Linked DNA regions of Homo sapiens: all the other regions are linked to region 1. A link is a contact called in ENCODE Hi-C or POLR2A ChIA-PET data. All regions are on one chromosome and are shown on one strand. Each heading gives the region's core, a stretch centred on a gene start or an enhancer-like site at or near the end of the contact. The rest is flanking DNA. Distances are from core to core; before and after follow the strand shown.

Evidence for each region. Hi-C counts contacts between places; a loop is a spot of excess contacts on that map. ChIA-PET counts read pairs that join two places held with the same protein, here RNA polymerase II (POLR2A). Pooled maps may share reads with other maps.
Region 2: a loop to region 1 is called in a map of CD8-positive, alpha-beta T cell, with 7 times the contacts of the local background. The contact joins the promoter of CCDC88A here to the promoter of EML6 in region 1. A Hi-C loop is called at or near these places in 6 of 168 maps with a recorded cell type or tissue (CD4-positive, alpha-beta T cell, CD4-positive, alpha-beta memory T cell, CD8-positive, alpha-beta T cell and 2 more), 2 of 37 single-sample maps with no recorded cell type and 21 of 50 pooled maps.
Region 3: a loop to region 1 is called in a pooled map, with 2.8 times the contacts of the local background. The contact joins the enhancer-like site here to the promoter of EML6 in region 1. A Hi-C loop is called at or near these places in 2 of 168 maps with a recorded cell type or tissue (B cell and prostate gland), 1 of 37 single-sample maps with no recorded cell type and 6 of 50 pooled maps. POLR2A ChIA-PET finds 5 or more read pairs at or near these places in 2 of 52 experiments (OCI-LY7 and activated B cell).

The regions. Positions count from the first base shown.
Region 1 is chr2:54,722,244-54,725,217 of GRCh38, forward strand. It overlaps EML6 (EMAP like 6), which reads left to right and starts at 1,419. Exons shown (of 42, transcript NM_001039753.4): 1 at 1,419-1,534; 2 at 2,306-2,974. The coding sequence starts at 2,819. RefSeq lists an enhancer at 952-1,171 and silencers at 1,312-1,801, 2,473-2,622.
Region 2 is chr2:55,418,341-55,421,314 of GRCh38, forward strand. It overlaps CCDC88A (coiled-coil domain containing 88A), which reads right to left and starts at 1,516. Exons shown (of 33, transcript NM_001365480.1): 1 at 677-1,516; 2 at 476-576. The coding sequence starts at 739. RefSeq lists silencers at 1,417-1,486, 1,517-1,566, 1,627-1,916.
Region 3 is chr2:54,091,692-54,094,665 of GRCh38, forward strand. It overlaps a transcript of ACYP2 not described here. Among named protein-coding and RNA genes, the nearest start is that of ACYP2, 22 kb to the right of the region's middle. Within about 2 kb of position 1,425, at least 4 of the 41 ENCODE cell types and tissues checked have a DNase peak (open chromatin) inside an H3K27ac peak, as active enhancers do; they include B cell and OCI-LY7, where a contact is called at or near this core.

The sequences.
Region 1 (2,974 bases), core at 169-2,668:
CACAGGAGGCTGAGGCAGGATAATCGTTTGAACCCAGGAGGCGGAGGTTGCAGTGAGCCAAGATCACGATATTCTAGCCTGGGCAACGGCCTGTTTTGTCTCAAAACAAAACAAAACAAAAAGAACAACAAAAACTTACTGTCTTTATATAATTCATTTGGCACTGTTTTATGGCACGACATCATTGATCAACTATATTTTTGCTTCTATCTCAAACCTTTCTCAGGCCGTGTTTTTGTTTTTGGCAGTGTTCTTGTTGCCTAGCACAGTGCCATCTCACTTATTTGTTGATTCTGTTTCCTTAAAAACAAAGATGAGACCAATTCAAATCCTCATTACTGCGGGCAGCAACAAATCATCCAAACTCTGGCACTTCCAGTTCTTTCGAGCTTTCCTACCAGGTCGGAGGGTTGTCTTAAAACTTGAGGGAGATGAACTGAGTAAGCGATTACACTGAAAGCATGGGAGGGAAAGGACGTTCCAAACGTCCAATCCATCATCCTTTTGCAGCCTCTTAGTCACTGGGATTTTGAAATCTCTTTCCAAAGACTAGCTATGGCCCTAAATTGGAAATAGGCTACTTGAGAACACAGTGGATTCATAGTTCATCTCGGGCAGTTTTAGGAGAAATGCCACCAGCTTCTGCGTTTGAAGGCCAAGGTTAGCTGTTCATGGCGTGAGCACCTTCCTGCTTCCAACCTCCGGTTATCTGTAAATACCCAAGTCCTCTAATTTAGGACGCAGGTCATGGGAAGACGCTGGTTCTTAGGGCAGAAGTGAGCTCACATTCCCAGCATTTTTCTTAAACTTGGCAGAACTGCACTTTAACAAATTAAAATCCATGTGAATGAAAAGGAAAACTTAAGTAGGAAACAAACTTAAGCTTGAGTCAGTTACAGCATGGTGAGGATGTCGGTTACAGCAACACTCAGAGACCGATGAAGGAGAAATTCCAGTGGTGGGCTGGGAGACCGTCTCCATTCCAACTCCACCGCTTTTCTCTACAGAGACCCACGCACGCCAGCTCCCGCCTCAGTCACAAGGGAACGCCCGCGTGGGCAGGCAATCGTCCTTGGTGAGCCGGGATCTCCTCACCCCGAGAGCCGCAGGCTCCGCTGACGCCGGTACAGGTCTCGCTGCGACTCCCTCTGGGCGCGCGGAATCCTGGGACTTGTGGTCCCTTCCGCGCGCTGTCCGCCCTAACCGGCGCAGAGAGGACTACACTTCCCAGGATGCGTCGGGGGAAGAGGCCACAGGGACAGGCAGAGGGAGGGGGCGGCCCCAGTCCTCCGGGGCGTCGCTGTTTCCAAGCGGCGAGATCTCGCCTAGTAACCGGCAGCTGAGGTTCACTAGCGCGGCGTTGTGGCCCCGCCCCCGGAGCCCCGGCTGGAGGAAGAACCTGTCTCCCGCGGCGCCCCAGTGACGAAGTCCATCCCCGGGTGCGGGAGGCGGGGAGGGGAGGGCAGGCAGAGGATTTCGCTCGCTCGCCCGCGCGGGATCCGGGACGCGCCGGTGGCGTCCGCTGGCAGCAGAGGTTAGAGGCAGAGAGCGCGCGGATGCTCCGCGGGCGAGGCTGGTTCGAGAGTGGGAGGAGTGCAGGGCGCCGCCAGGGCGGCAGTGCGCGCGGGCCGAACAGTCCTGAGGGCGGGCATCCCTCGCGCAGCGCGCCGACCCCCGGGACGTGTGCGTCTGTGGGGGGTTGCTGTCCCCCGGGTCCCTCGGGCGACCCCTCTCCACGCTGGGCTCAGGGCAGGACCCGGGATTCCGTGGGACCCGGTGTTTAGCGCAGAGGTTTCTGGGGAGAAGTACACGATTTTTGCCACTTGTTATTTGATTTCTCCTCGACCAGGAGCGTTTGTAGGTAGCGCACTCCCTCCGACTGCACTAGTGCCTCGTTTCTTCCGAGTAAGACAATCTTTCATGATGCGGATTGGAGTTGCTGATCAATGAGAGCTGCTAAGTTCTTTATGGCTTTCTCGGTGAAGAGAAGGTTCACGGAGGATATGATTATTAAACACACACATGAAAACTAATTGGAGCATCTAAAAAATGACCATTGCATATTCGCCCTCGCTTATTAGGGAAACAGCAAGCGTTCCTTCAAATCGCATCAGCAACTGCCAGGCAGCAGCATTTACGCATATTTCATATCATTAAGGAGATGGAACTGGAGAGAGAAAGCGGGAGTAGGGGACAATTTTTAAAAATACCCAACTTGGTTTAGTTTGGGGATAATTTTCTTGGATTGGGTGACTTATGCGAAAAATCTGTTTCTTTCTTCCTCGCTCTCGCTTCCTGGATATAGACTGTCAATTTCGGATCCAAAGACGGCGATGGCAGAGCTCACCCGGGTTGCCTGTCAAATCAAGGCTATCGCAGAATAAATCCCGCCGCCTGCCGCGAAGCCCCGGCGCACCGCAAACTTCAGTGAGCGAACTGGGTGATCGCTGTTGGGATATGCAGATTCCTGATGTAAAAGGCGGGGTGGCCCCCCCGAGAGCCTCTCCCGGGGGCCGGAGCCCGCAGGTGCAGTGAGGCGCGCGCGCCGGTGCCGGCGCCCCCAGAGCCGCCTTGCCCGGGTAGAGGGAGCCCGGCGCCCGGCGGGGTCTGGCGGCCGCACACCGGCGGCGGCGGCTTGTCTGCGGCGGCTGCAGCGGATGATGGTGGCGGCCGGCCCGCTGGGCTGTGCCTGTGTGTCGCCGCGGAAATCAGCGCCCTGCGCCGCGCGCTGAGCCCCTGCAGGTCCGCCGCAGCCCCAGCCTCGGCGAGGACGGCCCCGGCGCGCGGGGGGGCGGGGGGCGCGCGGGGTCGGCTTATCATGGCGGATCGGACGGCGCCCCGCTGCCAGCTCCGGCTGGAGTGGGTGTACGGGTACCGGGGTCACCAGTGCCGCAACAACCTGTACTACACGGCAGGCAAGGAGGTGGTCTACTTTGTGGCTGGGGTCGGGGTGGTTTACAACACCCGCGAGCAC
Region 2 (2,974 bases), core at 266-2,765, 700 kb after region 1:
AACTGTTTGAAATTTTCTCTTCTGAAATCTGCTATTACTTAACGAGTTTCAAATTTTGAGCCATTTATTTCTAGATATAAAGGTTAATAAGAAACATTTCTGCATCAAATGCACATAACTTCACAGTAAAGTCTTTTTTCCTCTCTTAGGAAACCAGATTCTCATTTTCTCTCTTATTTTACCAAATTATCAAAGAATACACAATGTGGCTTGGATTTCAGTACTGAAGACAAGTGACAATACATGGTTGACAGAATGAAAAACTAAAGTTTCACAATTTTAACAGGTAAAATATCTAGGTTGTGATAATGGGCTGAGCCCATAACATTAGCATTCCTTTCAAGATCCAATTCTTAAACCACCTGAATATTTCTGGCCAATGAACCAAATTAGGGGCTTAAAACATCGTGTCTCAAAGTTCACCATATGCTATTTCTCAAAGAAAACGTTACCTAGGAAAGAAGGAAGAACTTACATTTGGAGCATGACCTGGTTCAAGAATACCCCATCCACCAAAGCCACATATTCATCAAGGTTGGTCCCATTTCCTGCGGCCAGAGGTCCAAACGTTTTAACCTAGAACAAACAGAAGGATCACCACGACATGAACGCCCACCTCCATCTCTGCAGCCACAAATAACTCAGCAAAATATACAATAAAGGACACCCCACTTACCCAAGTGACCAAAGGGCTGGTCATGAACTGCTCCAGAAGGGGAGTAAAAATTTCGTTCTCCATTTTACAGAGTATGTATTTGAAAAAAGGAACTACCACAAAAATACGCCTAGGGAATTGGTCACTAAACGTGGAAGTAAGTAGAAATCAATGAAAGTCCATTTCGGCAAGGGAGAAAAATCCCATCGTGGAGGAGGGGGGCACTCTCCCTCCTCAAAAAACACCCCAGAGTGAAACGAGCCGAAATCCCAAGAAGTGGCTTCGACGACGGACACCACGAGCAGCAGCCTGCGCTGGAAATGTCTGTACCGGGCGAGGAGGGGCAGAGAAAAGGCATCTGGAGGAGGAGGAAGGGAAAGGGGGCTGGAACCCAAGACAAAAAGCCCGTCAAGGTTGTCCAGCTCCTGGAGGATCCAGACCAGCGAAACTGCTCCCAATGAATCAATCCCAACGGGGGCTAAATGAAATACGTTAAACAGAGACCACGTTAAGGATACCGAGGCGCCACCAGACTCGACCTCGGCGTTCCGACCTCTACACGTTCCACCCACCGATGGGCATGGAGCCGCTTTCGACCCGCGGAGCCTCCACTGCCCGCAGCCCCTCAGTACCAACAGGCAGGGCTCGCCCCTTCCCCCCGAGCAGACACCATTCCTCCGCCGCCCTCAAGCCTCGCCTCCAGCCCCCTTCCCCTCCCGGGGGTGGGGGCTTGAATGTGTGTCCCTAACCCCCCAGCTTCCTAAGCCCTGCCAGCCTTTCAGCGCGTCTCTGGGAATCCCTGGCACAAAATCACCGCCGCGCTCCAGCCTTCTCCGCCCTCTATGGAGAAGCCGGAGTAACGGCCTCAGAACCGCAGTGCCGCATCACACCCCACCCCTCGCCGCCCGCCAGCGCCGCCCGCCAATGCCGGGGGCCGCCGTCAAAGGGAGCGCGCTGCTCCCTCCGCGCCGATATCCTTCCGCCGACTCCCCGCCCCTCCCGTGCAGCTGCCTCTGGATTGTGGGAGAAGAAAACCGCTGCATGAGCGCGCTCCCGAGCGAGCGCGCCCCCGGGCTAGCCTCGCCGCCGCCCAGATCCTGGCGGCGGGCGCGGGCTCGGGCGTGGGCGCGCGCTCGCTGCAGCTGCTGCGGAGACAACCCGCTCCTCGGTTGCGCCCAGGACGGTTGCCTGGTGGGCGGGGACAGGGAAGGCAGAGCAAGGGGTCTGTCTGCTCGCTCGCTCATGCCTAATTATGGTTTATTTCCTCCCCGAGTGACTTCTTTGATACGTGAAGGAAGGGGAAAGAAATCCTTCTCTTATAAACATGAGGGATGCAGACAGCCTTTTTCGGACAGTTTGATGTGTTCTGTAAAGCATGCCTTCTCCCCAGCAAAATGGAATAGGAAAACTCACTGCAGCAAATGGCAGAGGGACTTGAGCCACAACTTGGTGGGGGTTTTTTTCTCCTTTTTGTTTTCTTCCAAATGCAGTCCACTAACGCATGAATGTTCTTCAAAGTTGCAAGTGACATACAGTAAGATTTTTTAAAAACCAGAGCTGTCTGTCAGCACGTTGGTATTCCCTGACTGGAGCAAACATGACTCAGACATTGTTTTTTGGTTTTGTTTTGTTTTTTACTATTTGGGCATGGGTCGGGGGAAACCCAAGCAAAATCAAGAGCTACAAAGAAGAAACATTTAGAAGTCATCCAAGTTGGGTGACAAATAAACAGATTACATATTTGTCATAAATCTCCATGCCACGTACGACTGGGACCTTGAAATAATTTTAAGTTCCCTGGCAAAATCAAATGCTACTCCTCATTTCAAAGGAAAATAAAGACCTTTTTCCCGGGGTAAAATGGGCATATAGAACGCAATCTTTTTTTGATAAAAGATAATATTATAGTTTTATAATGTGTGCTATGTTTACATTACATAAATATTTACACGGAGTATATATTTTAAATTAGCAGTAAAAATGTTTTTGTCATAACACAGTTAAGAAAGAGCAGAATTTCTTAATTGGGTAGTTGAGAACCTGGACTCTGAAGTCTTCCTGCCTGGTTCCAATATGCACCAGCTGTGTGAGCCTACGCACGTTATTGAGTCTCTTTGTGCTTCGATTCCGTCACGTGTAAAGCAGGGCTAATAATAGGGTTAAATGAAATGGCAGCTTATAGTTAAGTGTTCTATAAATGTCATTAATGTTGTTTTTAACATTATTCCTTCAAAATAAAGAACCTTTATGAAAAACTTGAAATATAACCTCTCTGCTTCAGTTACAGGAGAAAGGATCTTGCTTTGAGGAGGGAACTAA
Region 3 (2,974 bases), core at 175-2,674, 630 kb before region 1:
GGTAGAGATGCGGTTTTGCCATGTTGGTCGGGCTGGTCTCGAACTCCTGATGTCAAGTGATCCACCCGTCTCGGCCTCCCAAAGTGCGGGGATTACAAGCGTCAGCCACTAACCCCAGCCAACTCTCTTGATTTTAAATGTCGCTCTAGATAGAGACATTTCTAGTTCCAGGTCTCTTTGTTTCTCATTTTTATACCTCAGAGATGCTGGTGGGAGGAGTACGAGCAAGACTGGAGAAAGAAAGTGTTTGTAATAGTCCGTGTGAGAAAGGAGGGGTGCCCAGACAAGGGCAGCAACTGTGGGGAAAGAGAGTGAGGCTGATTTAAAAGCCATTTAGGAGGGAGACTTTACAGAGCTATAAGGCAGCTATAGAGGGTGAGGGAGTTGGAGGACCCAAAGATGAACCAGGTTTCCAGCAGAGGTACTGGATGGTTGAAGAAGAAAGAGCAGTTTAAGGAAGGGAAAAAAATGTCAGTTCAGTTTTGAAGATGTTGAATTTGCAGTGCTGGGGAACAATGGAATAGAGCTGTCTTATAGGCACTTTCATTTACAAGTGGGTTATGAAAGAGGGAAGAATAGGGACAGGAACCACATTTCAGCAGGAAAAATGGATCCTGATAATCAGGAGAAGTTGGGATTTCTGCTTCATGGTGGGACAGAGAAGAATATATTTGACACTCCGCTGATCCGTAGGAGCAGCTCTTCTTTCTCTCCTGCCCAGTTGTGATGGTAAGTGAACAATGTAGCCAACCTATGTTATCCTATAATCAGCCTTGGAACAGGGTTGGGTGACAAAGGGCTAAGATTTATCAGGGATGAGGAATGGAATCATCCACCAGTTAAGCCATCTAGAGCAGCATAGGTGCTAGGTGAGGGTGAGGGGAATCTAGAATTGGTAGTGGAAGAGGGAAATGGAGTGTCTCAGAAGTGGCTTTGAGAGCAGCTACAGAGGGAAAGACTGTAACTTGGCCCCCTGACATTCTAGTAAGGTTCTCCTAATGGAACCAACCAGAAATCCAGGGTAGCTAATTTCAAATGGGGTGAACTTACTATAGAAGCAGGTGGGTTCCAGTGACATAGAGGGTGTACAGTGATGCATGCCATGGTGCTCTGCTCAGATCCCCACTTTAGGACCATGATGTTCATTCTCTGGCTGCCAGAAGTACTGGCTGCTTGACAACCTACCTTGAGTTCTTTTAGAATTGTCCTCAGCCAAAGAGAGTTGGCTTTCTAAGTTTATGTGCCCCAGGCTGCATCCAACGACCCATTGATGGTGGGGTACAATCGTTCAGAGTAGACAACTCTGAAGTGAGCTCTGAGCTCCCACTGGTTGGGCTGAGGCTTCTATTGTCGACTGCACAGCAGGTAAACTCCTCCTGCAGCTCAATTCTGCTGCCTTCACTGCTCCAGAGTTGTGTGCCTCCTACATGTAAGTCTCTGCCTGAGAGTCAGTTTCCCAGGGAACCTAACCTAAGACATTAGGGCAATGCAAATGAGCTAAGTCCTCCCCCTTCACAGGAGGAAGTCAGCAGATAATATCTAAGGGTGATAAAAATCAATATGTAAAGGTGTAAGCATATTCTCTAGAGTTACACAGACAACTGCCGGAAGAACTAAAAGTAGAAATATTGAAAAGAATATTGTCTCTGCAAAATGTGACTGCAGATTGATTAGGTGGGAGATTTGCTTTTCCTTCTAAGATTTTCTCAACTACCGAAATTAATATCGTATGCAAATAGTACTTTGACTCAAATCTAATTTTAACATTAAAACAAGACTTTTGGAAACAACTAATGATAAAGAGGTAGTGAGTGAGGCAGAGAGAAGTAATAATGTTTGATTCAGAGGATGTGGCCTAGAATTCAGGTGCTGTTTCTGTGTCTGGGTACAGGTCACTTCCTCTTTTAGAGACTTAGTTTTCTCATCTGTCAAGTGGGAATAACAATGATATTAAATAAAAACCACTTGGCCGGGCGTGGTGGCTCACGCCTGTAATTCCAGCACTTCGGGAGGCCGAGGCGGGTGGATCACGAGGTCAGGAGATCAAGACCATCCTGGCTAACACGGTGAAAACCCGTCTCTACTAAAAATACAAAAAATTAGCCGGGCGTGGTCGTGGGCGCCTGTAGTCCCAGCTACTCCGGAGGCTGAGGCAGGAGAATGACATGAACCTGGGAGGCAGAGCTTGCAGTGAGCTGAGATCATGCCAGTGCACTCCAGCCTGGGTGACAGAACGAGACTCTGTCTCAAAAAACAAACAAACAAACAAACAAACAAACAAACCCACTCAGTATCATTGTGAAGTGTAAATAAAATAATGAAAAGTAAAATGCTTAGTAAAGCTATGAAGAGCTGTCCTACTTAGGAGAATGAAGTACATGTTAGAGATACTGGCAATGTACAAAAACTACAAAAAAGTGGTTAATTCTGGCTGTGGATGAAAAAGGCCTCATGAAGGCAGGATCACTCATGGTTGGCTTGCAAAAGAAAGGAAGATTTTGGTAGGCAGAGAAGAAGACATGGTGGGGAGAAAAAAAATTTTTTTTTTTTTTTTGAGACAGAGTCTTACTCTGTTGCCCAGGCTGGAGTGCAGTGGTGCCATCTCGGCTCACTGCAAACTTCGCCTCCCAGGTTCAAGCAATTCTCCTGCCTCAGCCTACCAAATAGCTTGGATTAGAGGCATGTGCCACCATGCCTAGCTAATTTTTTTGTATTTTTAGTAGAGACGGGGTTTCACATGTTTGCCAGGCTGGTCTCGAACTCCTGACCTCAGGTGATCTACCCACCTCGGCCTCCCAAAGTGCTGGGATTACAGGTGTGAGCCACCATGCCCGGCCCAGTTGTGTGTGTGTGTGTGTGTGTTTGAGACATTGTCTTGCTCTATCGCCCAGGCTGGAAGGCAGTGGCACCATCTCGGCTCACTGCAGCCTCTTCCTCCTGTGCTCAACCAATCCTCCCACCTCAGCCTCCCAAG